Regions from separate parts of the Homo sapiens genome. Here region 2 is linked to region 1. Evidence: read pairs that join two places in POLR2A ChIA-PET (ENCODE). Cell type or tissue: GM12878. All regions are shown on one strand.

The links. Peaks named below come from ENCODE experiments on the same cell type or tissue, not always from the same donor. Only the 100,000 strongest peaks of a DNase experiment are listed, where the experiment ranks them.
Region 2: POLR2A ChIA-PET joins it to region 1 with 8 read pairs; 1 of 35 experiments calls an interaction of 5 or more read pairs at or near these places.

What each region holds. Positions count from the first base shown.
Region 1 is chr12:94,815,813-94,819,812 of GRCh38, reverse strand. No RefSeq gene overlaps it. Among named protein-coding and RNA genes, the nearest start is that of MIR492, 17 kb to the left of the region's middle. RefSeq lists enhancers at 1,253-1,772, 3,753-3,842, 3,363-4,000. In GM12878, a CTCF peak has its summit at 1,337 (motif pointing left); a DNase peak (open chromatin) is centred at 1,542; H3K4me3 peaks cover 2,113 bases; H3K27ac peaks cover 4,000 bases.
Region 2 is chr12:94,269,859-94,273,858 of GRCh38, reverse strand. The region is part of intron 21 of PLXNC1 (plexin C1); the gene reads right to left. It also overlaps a transcript of CEP83 not described here. Among named protein-coding and RNA genes, the nearest start is that of PLXNC1-AS1, 95 kb to the right of the region's middle. In GM12878, no CTCF peak of the experiment used is centred here; a DNase peak (open chromatin) is centred at 2,276; H3K27ac peaks cover 760 bases.

The DNA of each region.
Region 1 (4,000 bases):
CTTTTGTTGATAGGATTTCTCTTATAGTGTCATCATCTTCCTTTTTCTTATGCTCCCGATCTTCTGAAATCATGCTTCCCTGTGAGCCATTCCTGAATTTTTTGGTGTGTTCCCTGAGTATGGGACACACCTCAGATGGATCCGGGGATAGTTTCTTTTTGACTTGATCCAAGATATACCTCTTCATGAAAATGTATGTTGATCAGGGACTGTGGGTATGTATAGGGTCAACATTCTCTCCCATCTGCTTTTAAGTAAGTGCTGACTTTGCCAGGCCAGGTGAATGAGCCTACAGTCATTTTAAGGTGGAAATAATTGGTTAGTTTAGACTATTTCAGCATTTCCAACACCTAGATTCTAGTAGATATTCCTTGAAAAAGGTGTTAGCAGTGGTGAGTCCATACAGGTCTGCAGCAACCTCAATTCTTCCCTCTTCAGAAGAAAATATTTGACACAGAGACCAAGGCAAGTTTTAGAGGAATGAAAGTTTATTCAAAAGCTTTACAGCAGGAATGAAAGGAAGTGAACTTGGAAGAGGGCCAAGGGGGTGACTGGAGAGATCAAGTGCATGGATTCCCCATTGACTTGGGATTTTATATGTTGTCATATTTCCAGGAGCTTGTGTCCCTTGTCTCCTGATTCTTCCCTTGGGTGGGCTCTCCGCATCCGCAGTGGCTGCCAGCACTTAGGAGTGATGCATGCACGGTATGTTTACTGGAGTTGTACGCATGCTCACTCGAGGCATTCTTCTCTTACCAGTTGAATGTTCCTAGAAGGTCATATACCAGTTAAACTTTGCCATTTTGCCTCTTTTTTGCTTGAGCCCACTGGCCCAACTCCTGAGATCTTATCAGGAAACTGCTGATTCCCAGCTTCAGGTGTTTCTATCTATTGGGAGACTGCCTTTCTCTGGTGCTGGCTGTGACCAATTATTATTTTATTTTATTTTATTCTTTTATTTAGATTCTCGCTCTGTAGCCTAGGCTGGAGTGCAGTGGTGCGATCTCGGCTCACTGCAACCTCCGCCTCCCAGGTTCAAGCGATTCTCCTGCCTCAGGCTCCCGGGGAAGCTGGGATTACAGGTGCCCGCAACCATGCCCTGCCAATTTTTGTATTTTTATTAGAGATGGGGTTTCACTGTGTTGGCCAAGCTGGTCTCAAACTCCAGACCTCAAGAGATCCGCCTGCCTCAGCCTCCCAAAGTGCTGGGATTACAGGTGTGAGCCACCGTGCCCGGCCCAATTATTATTTTAGAGAGACAGTTAACAACTGCCTGACCTCAGTGGTTGCCTGACACTCCTGGAGTGGGGCAGGGGAGCCCTCTTCTGCCCTGCTCAGGTCTAACTAGCTACCTACTATCACAAAAGGAGTCTGGTTAAAAAGGTATTGTGGCAAAAGGGAGTATAGTATGGGTTCCCCAACCTTACTTGGCCGCAACACCTTTGTGTGGCTGAGCATCTTGGGATCAGCAGCCTGCAGGACACTGGAAATTGCTGGACTGAAGGTCAGTGATCTGAGAGACAGGAAAGTACCCGCAGCGAGACAGTGCGAAGAGAGCAATTTTAGAAATACTTCTGCTTTTGTTTCTCAGTTTTTGTTTCTCGGTGCTTATTTTTAACCTAAGTAGTAGTCATTTGAAGCTCTCAGAAGCTCATGGGCTCTTATCAGATGAAAGTACCCCAGACCTTGCAGGATTAGGAACATCATCTGGCCTGAACAGAAGGTAAAATTGCTGTCTGATTTTCTTTTTAGAGAAACCTGTTAGTGAAGCTGGCGATTCAGTTCTTTCTGGTATACATTTAGGACCTGTTAAATATATATTCTGCCTCAAGGGGAAATCATATTCTAAAAAGTAAACAATTCATAGGCAATTCTTGTACCTTGAGAATCCATTAATGGCTTTCAGAAGGCAAATTTTGTTGTCAAGGGGACAGGTTATATGGGCAACTTGCTTCTATTAATACTTTTCTGGGCAGATTAACTAAATGAACTAATATTTAACTTGGTCTAATAGAATGTTAGCCAGAACAGTGCCTGGTAACAACAACAATAATACTAGCTAACATTTCTTAAGTGGTCACTATGTCCCATAACTATTATACATGTGTTAACTAATTTAATCCTCACAAAAATGCAATGAGGTAGCTGTTATTTTTACTCCCACTTTATAAATGAGAAAATATAGTAATATAGCATATTTTACATATATACAGTAATATTGTAGCAGGACGAGCTGCAGACAAAACCCCTCAGACACCGAGTTAAGGAAGGGCTTTATTCGGCTGGGAGCGTCGGCAAGACTCACGTCTCCAACAACTGAGCTCCCCAAGTGAGCAATTCCTGTCCCTTTTAAGGGCTTACAACTCTAAGGGGGTCCGCGTGAGAGGATCGTGATCGATTGAGCAAGCTGGGAGTACGTGACTGGGGGCTGCATGCACTGGTAATCAGAACGGAACAGGACAGGGATTTTCACAATGCTTTTCCATATAATGTCTGGAATCTATAGATGACATAACCGCTTAGGTTAGGGGTCGATCTTTAACTACCAGGCCCAGGGCTCAGCGCTGGGCTGTCTGCCTGTGGATTTCATTTCTGCCTTTTAGTTTTTACTTCTTTATTTGGAGGCAGAAATTGGGTGTAAGACAATATGAGGGGTGGTCTCCTCCCTTAATATAGCATAATAGTGAGGCTAGAACCAGTGATTGGCTCTGTATTCATAAGAGTGAGTAACAAAGCAAAGCAGATTTTACAGTAAGTTCTTTCTTTTTTTTTTTTTTTTTTTTTTTTTTTTGAGACAGTCTCGCTCTGTGATCCAAGCTGGAGTGCAGTGGTGCGATCTAGGCTCATGGCCCGCCTCCCAGGTTCAAGCAATTCTTGTGCCTCAGCCTCCTAAGTAGGTGGGGTTCCAGGCCCCAGCCACCACACCCGGCTAATCTTTGTATTTTTAGCAGAGATGGGTTTTCACTATGTTGGCCAGGCTGGTCTTGAACTCCTGGCCTCAAGTGATTTGCCTGCCTTGGCCTCCCAAAGTGCTGGGGTTATAGGCGTGAGCCACTGCTCCCAGCCTATAGTACAGTTCTTTAATTTTGAGATTGAGCTCAGTTTCATAAAATCCTAGGTAGCATGTAATATATAATTAATTTTGGATTACTTTGTTCTCCTTTAGATATCTATCATAGGATTTTTAACTTCTAATTTGGAATTTTTAGACATCAGTAGATAGTATAAAAATGGAATTTACTTATGTATTTATTCAACAGCCTTTTTGGGGGCCAGTTTCTGAATTTGATTTTAGGGATGCAAAGATGACAGAGCCCATAGTTCCCTGTACTTACAGAGATGTCATCAAATGGCAAAGAGGTATAATCCTTCAAGCAGTTATCATTTCTTATGCCGTGATAGGAAAAGTGGTTTCATAAATCTTACTTTAAAAAGTCAAAGAGAAAAAGTCTGTAGGCTGCCTGCCGTGGGTCTGGACGCCAGGGAGGTGTCACACCTCTCAGATGACTTTTGAGTTGTTCCCCAGCCCTGGCTCGATTTCACCCAGAGCCCTCAGCTGCAGCTGGTAGCGTAATGTTGCTCCCGAATGTGGGTTTCTTAAGGCTGGGGAGAGGGCTTATCAGGGAGAGAGATCATGTGCTGTGAAAGGAGCACCACAGGCCCCTTTGATGATCTCCTTAAATGCCCTTTTCAACAGGGTCAGGTGTGCTTTTTGTAATGCAAATGAAGAGAGGAAAGCTGAGCGCAGGAGAGTTCTCTCGTGAGGGAAAGAGAAAGGCTGGCAGTGTGCTTGGCTGTGATGGAACTCATTTGACACTGAGGACTGGGTTATTCTTGTTTGTTTGTTTGTTTGTTTTCTTTTTGAGACAGAGTCTCGCTCTGTTGCCCAAGCTGGAGTGCAGTGACGTGATCTCGGCTCACTGCAACTTTCACCTCCTGGGTTCAAGTGATTCTCATGTCTCTGCCTCCCGAGTAGCTGGGATTACAGGTGTGCACCACC
Region 2 (4,000 bases), 550 kb after region 1:
ATGCTCTTACTATTTCAGGCATCCTTAGTTCAATTTTCTCTTACTTATAGCTGCATGTGCCAAACTGCCAGAGCTCATTTTGTGGATGCTGAGGTAGATTCGTCTATTGATGACCATTTACTTTGCACCTATTGTGTGCAGGGCACTGTAGGTGATACAAATCAGAACCTGTACTCATCCTGCTTGGGAAGTACTAGCAGACTAGTAGAAGAACTGTGGGGCATATACAACACATTCTAATGCCAGGTAGAATGTGGGAGGTACAGACGGAGCATTTTAGGGATTTAGAGAGGTACCTCTTTTAGGTCGGCAGGGGGTTTTCAAACAGAGAAATCAAGGAAGGCTGCATGGAGGAGGCAGCATTTGAATTGGGTCGCAAAGAGCTGTAGTTCATGAGGGAGGCCCCTAGACCATGGAGACACTTGGCTTCCAGTCTCTAATTAGACTGGTGAGCAGGAAGCTTCAATCACTCACTCAGGCTATCAGGTCAGGAAGTCTACAGAAAAAAATCCCACCTTCTTTGGGTGGAAGTATGGGTGGAGGACTTGTAGCCCAGGCCTGCCTCCCAAAACCACCTCCTGCCACCTGAAAGAGAGTCCCTGTACTATTCATAGGAAAAAAATATGGTAAAGAAAAGAATATGGTTCTAGATTTGTAATAATAAGGACCAGCATTTATTGAGTGCTTATCACGTACTGGGAATGCAATTATAGGTTCATTCAATCCTCACAACTGCTCTATGAAGTAGGTGCCATTATTAGCCTCATTTAATGGATGAGGAAACCGAGACCAGAGAGATTTAGAAGCATGTCCAAAATCATGGAGCCGGTGGGAGTCATAACTAGGACGTGTCCTGACTCTGGGCTGCGAAGCGAAGAGGCCAGCCAAGGTGATGAGCCTCCCAAGGGCAGTTCCCCTCTGCTTGAAGGCCTCAATGAATGCCCTCCCAGGAGACAGGCTGGACATAGGCGATCTGGTAGAGGAGGCTTGACCTCCTCACCCCAGCTTGATATTGAACCCCACAGAACCCACTGAATCTGGAGCACCCTGTGCCTCCGGTGCCACCCAAGGACATTTTTACAGAGCTTCTGTTCACCCAGAATAAAGGTGACATTTCCCAGCCTCTGCTGCTGCCAGGTGTGGCCAGTATGCTCCAGATTCAGTGGGCTCAAATGATCCTCCCACCTTGGCCTCCAAAGTGCTGGGATTACAGGTGTGAGCCACCATGCCCAGTGGGAAGTCTTCGATCCGAACAAAAGGGAGAGTAGTGCTTGGAGCGGTGGCAGCCATCTTGTGACTAGGATGGCAGGGCCAGGAGGCACTGGGAGATGGTGACCCAGAGCTGGCCTCTTGGCTTCGCAGCTCAGAGTCAGGACATGTTCTGGTTATGACTAAGTCCTGGCCGATGACATTAAGTGGATATGTTATGTGGCACTTCCTTAAAAGATGGCTGGTGACCATCTGCCCTCCTTTCTACAGCCCTGCTTACATCCTGCTGGCTGGGATGGGGAATGAGGCTGGGGTGAGCAGACACTTAGAATATGAGGACAAGAGAGGAGCAGCTGCTCTACCAGCCCTGCACTGCCCACCCAGAATGCCACCAGGGAGAGAACTCAGCTTCTCTGTTGCTGAAGCCACAGACATCTTGGGTCTCTGTTCTGTACAACTGAACTGCATCCTGATTGATTTGGGAATGATGCCTATTACCAAGGAGGGTTATGAGAAAGAAAAGACTATTGGAAAATGTATGGTCCAGAAGGCCCGGGAAGAGGGCCAGGCTGGAAAGGCCTGGCCCCTTTGTAGCATGTCAGCCATCAGCCTCTCACAGGTTATCACGGTCGTCTCCTGTTCACATCTGCCCAATGGGATACTGTCTGCCACAGGTTGTAAACACCCCATCACAGCGGTCATATGTAACATTTTTAACAAGAACATAAGCACACAGGCACCCAAGAAATGCTTTTCATGATGATGGAATCAGCTAATCAACTCCCCCACATCCCACATCATCAATAAATAACCAACCAAAAAGAATACTGACGGGACACTTTCTGCTTAGTGAAGCTTACAGGAGACAAGAGAAAAGCACACCTCAGACAAGGAAAACTGAATCAAAAAAGAATGAGCACCTACTTCACACCAGGAAAGATGGCTAGACGTGGTACATGTATTATTTTCTGACCTCACCACAAATATGCGAGGGCAGGTTTTGGTCATTGCCTGTTTACAGAAGAGGAAACAGGTTTTGAGAGGTTGAGAGACTTGCCCAGAGTAAAGTGGCTGAGCCCAGATTCAAACCCAAGACTATCAGACTCCAAACCCCACCTCTTCTGCACACGGCCTGGGAACATGTAACTGCATTCCCCTTTCACTACCGGTTTTACCCATCGTCCCGTCACATGATTTGGTGGTTTTGGGTATTGAGGAGGCAGAGAGGATAAGGCTGCAGGGGGCTGGCAGGATGAATCAAGGGCAGGGGAACAGGTCTTTTCCCACATGGGAAGATGATCTGGCTACCTCACTGTCTCCTCAACCATATTCTTGGCTAATAAAAGCAGGAACGTTGCTGCCTCCTTTCTGTGATACCTTATAATGCCTAGAAAGTAACTGTAAGATAATTTATTACAAACTGGCAACTTTATCATAAAAGGCCTTGGAGCAATAATTGCTTTCATTAAATAAAACCTATAAAATATATTTCTAATTTTATTTCAGGGCCGAATGAAAGTCAAGAGAAAAGCCTAGTTCTTATACCAACCTGAATTAAAGAGAGAAGAAACAAGAAAGAAAATTCAGTTTCAGAAGTTCCGTAGAAGCAGCATGAGGCCAGTTAGAAGTGCAAGTCTGAGGGAAACTTCTGATCTAAGCTTCTTTCCAAGCCAGAGTCAGCAGCCCTGGGACATTCTGCCTGACGTTCCCCTTTGAGCTGCGCTTGCCCATCCAGCCTCCCCTCTTCACTCTGCTCCCCTTTTCCTTTCCCCACAAAGATCCATAAATCACAGCTTCCTGGATCAAGGGATCTGCTACTCTAACAGAAGAGTAAGGGGTGGAGGACAGGGTAACGAGAGCCTTTTTCCATTTAAAAAAAAAAAAAAGTAATGGAGATAATTTTCTCAAATTTAGGTTTCTCTCACCAATTTTTCTATACTTGCTAGCATTTGCTAACGTTTTGTCCATCCTAGAATCAAGTATGAAGAGCTGTCTGATTTAGCCCAAGATAACTGATTTTAGTATTCACAGTATTTGCGGGTGCAGGGTTGGGGGTGGGGGTGGGTGTTGTGTGTTGGCAAAGAGCCCCATGAGTTTCAGACTTGTAAATAGTGGCAAGGCATTTCCATTGCTGTGTCCCAGAAGGGGAGGAAAGAGGCCAACCTGTTTGTGGGTTTGTGGGAGGGAGGATTCTGGTTCCTATTCTCTACTATGTCAAGCTCTAGATTAAAGGCCAACAAACTTTCTGCAAAGGGCCAGAAAGTATTTAAGACTTAAAACTCATATGATCTCTGTGACAACTACTCCACTCTGCACTGTAGCAGGAAAGCAGCTATAGACAATAAGGAAATGAACAGGTGTTCCAATAGAACTTTATAAAAATAGGCAGAGGGGCCACATTTGGCCCACAGGCTGTTGTTTGCTGGTCCCTGCTCTAGATAACAGTACCTTCAAATGGAATGCTAACTTTGACAATAGCAACAAGACAAATCTGGAAAATGCTTTCTATCTCCGCCATGACTTGTGATAAAATTTACCATTCTCTGAGGGGTACAAATATAAATAATGATCCTAACAATAACATAATAGAGTCACATTTGAGCTATAAAGAAAAAAAGTAAATACTTTTATATTTAGATAACTAAATTATTTTCTAATTCCAAGATTACAGGCATGAGAAGAAAGTGTATGAAGAGGAAAGTCATTTAAAGCACCCATTACATGTTAATTTTTCATTTTCCATGACTTGCCATCAACGAGGGAATGACTTACCTAAAATGATTGTAAAAAG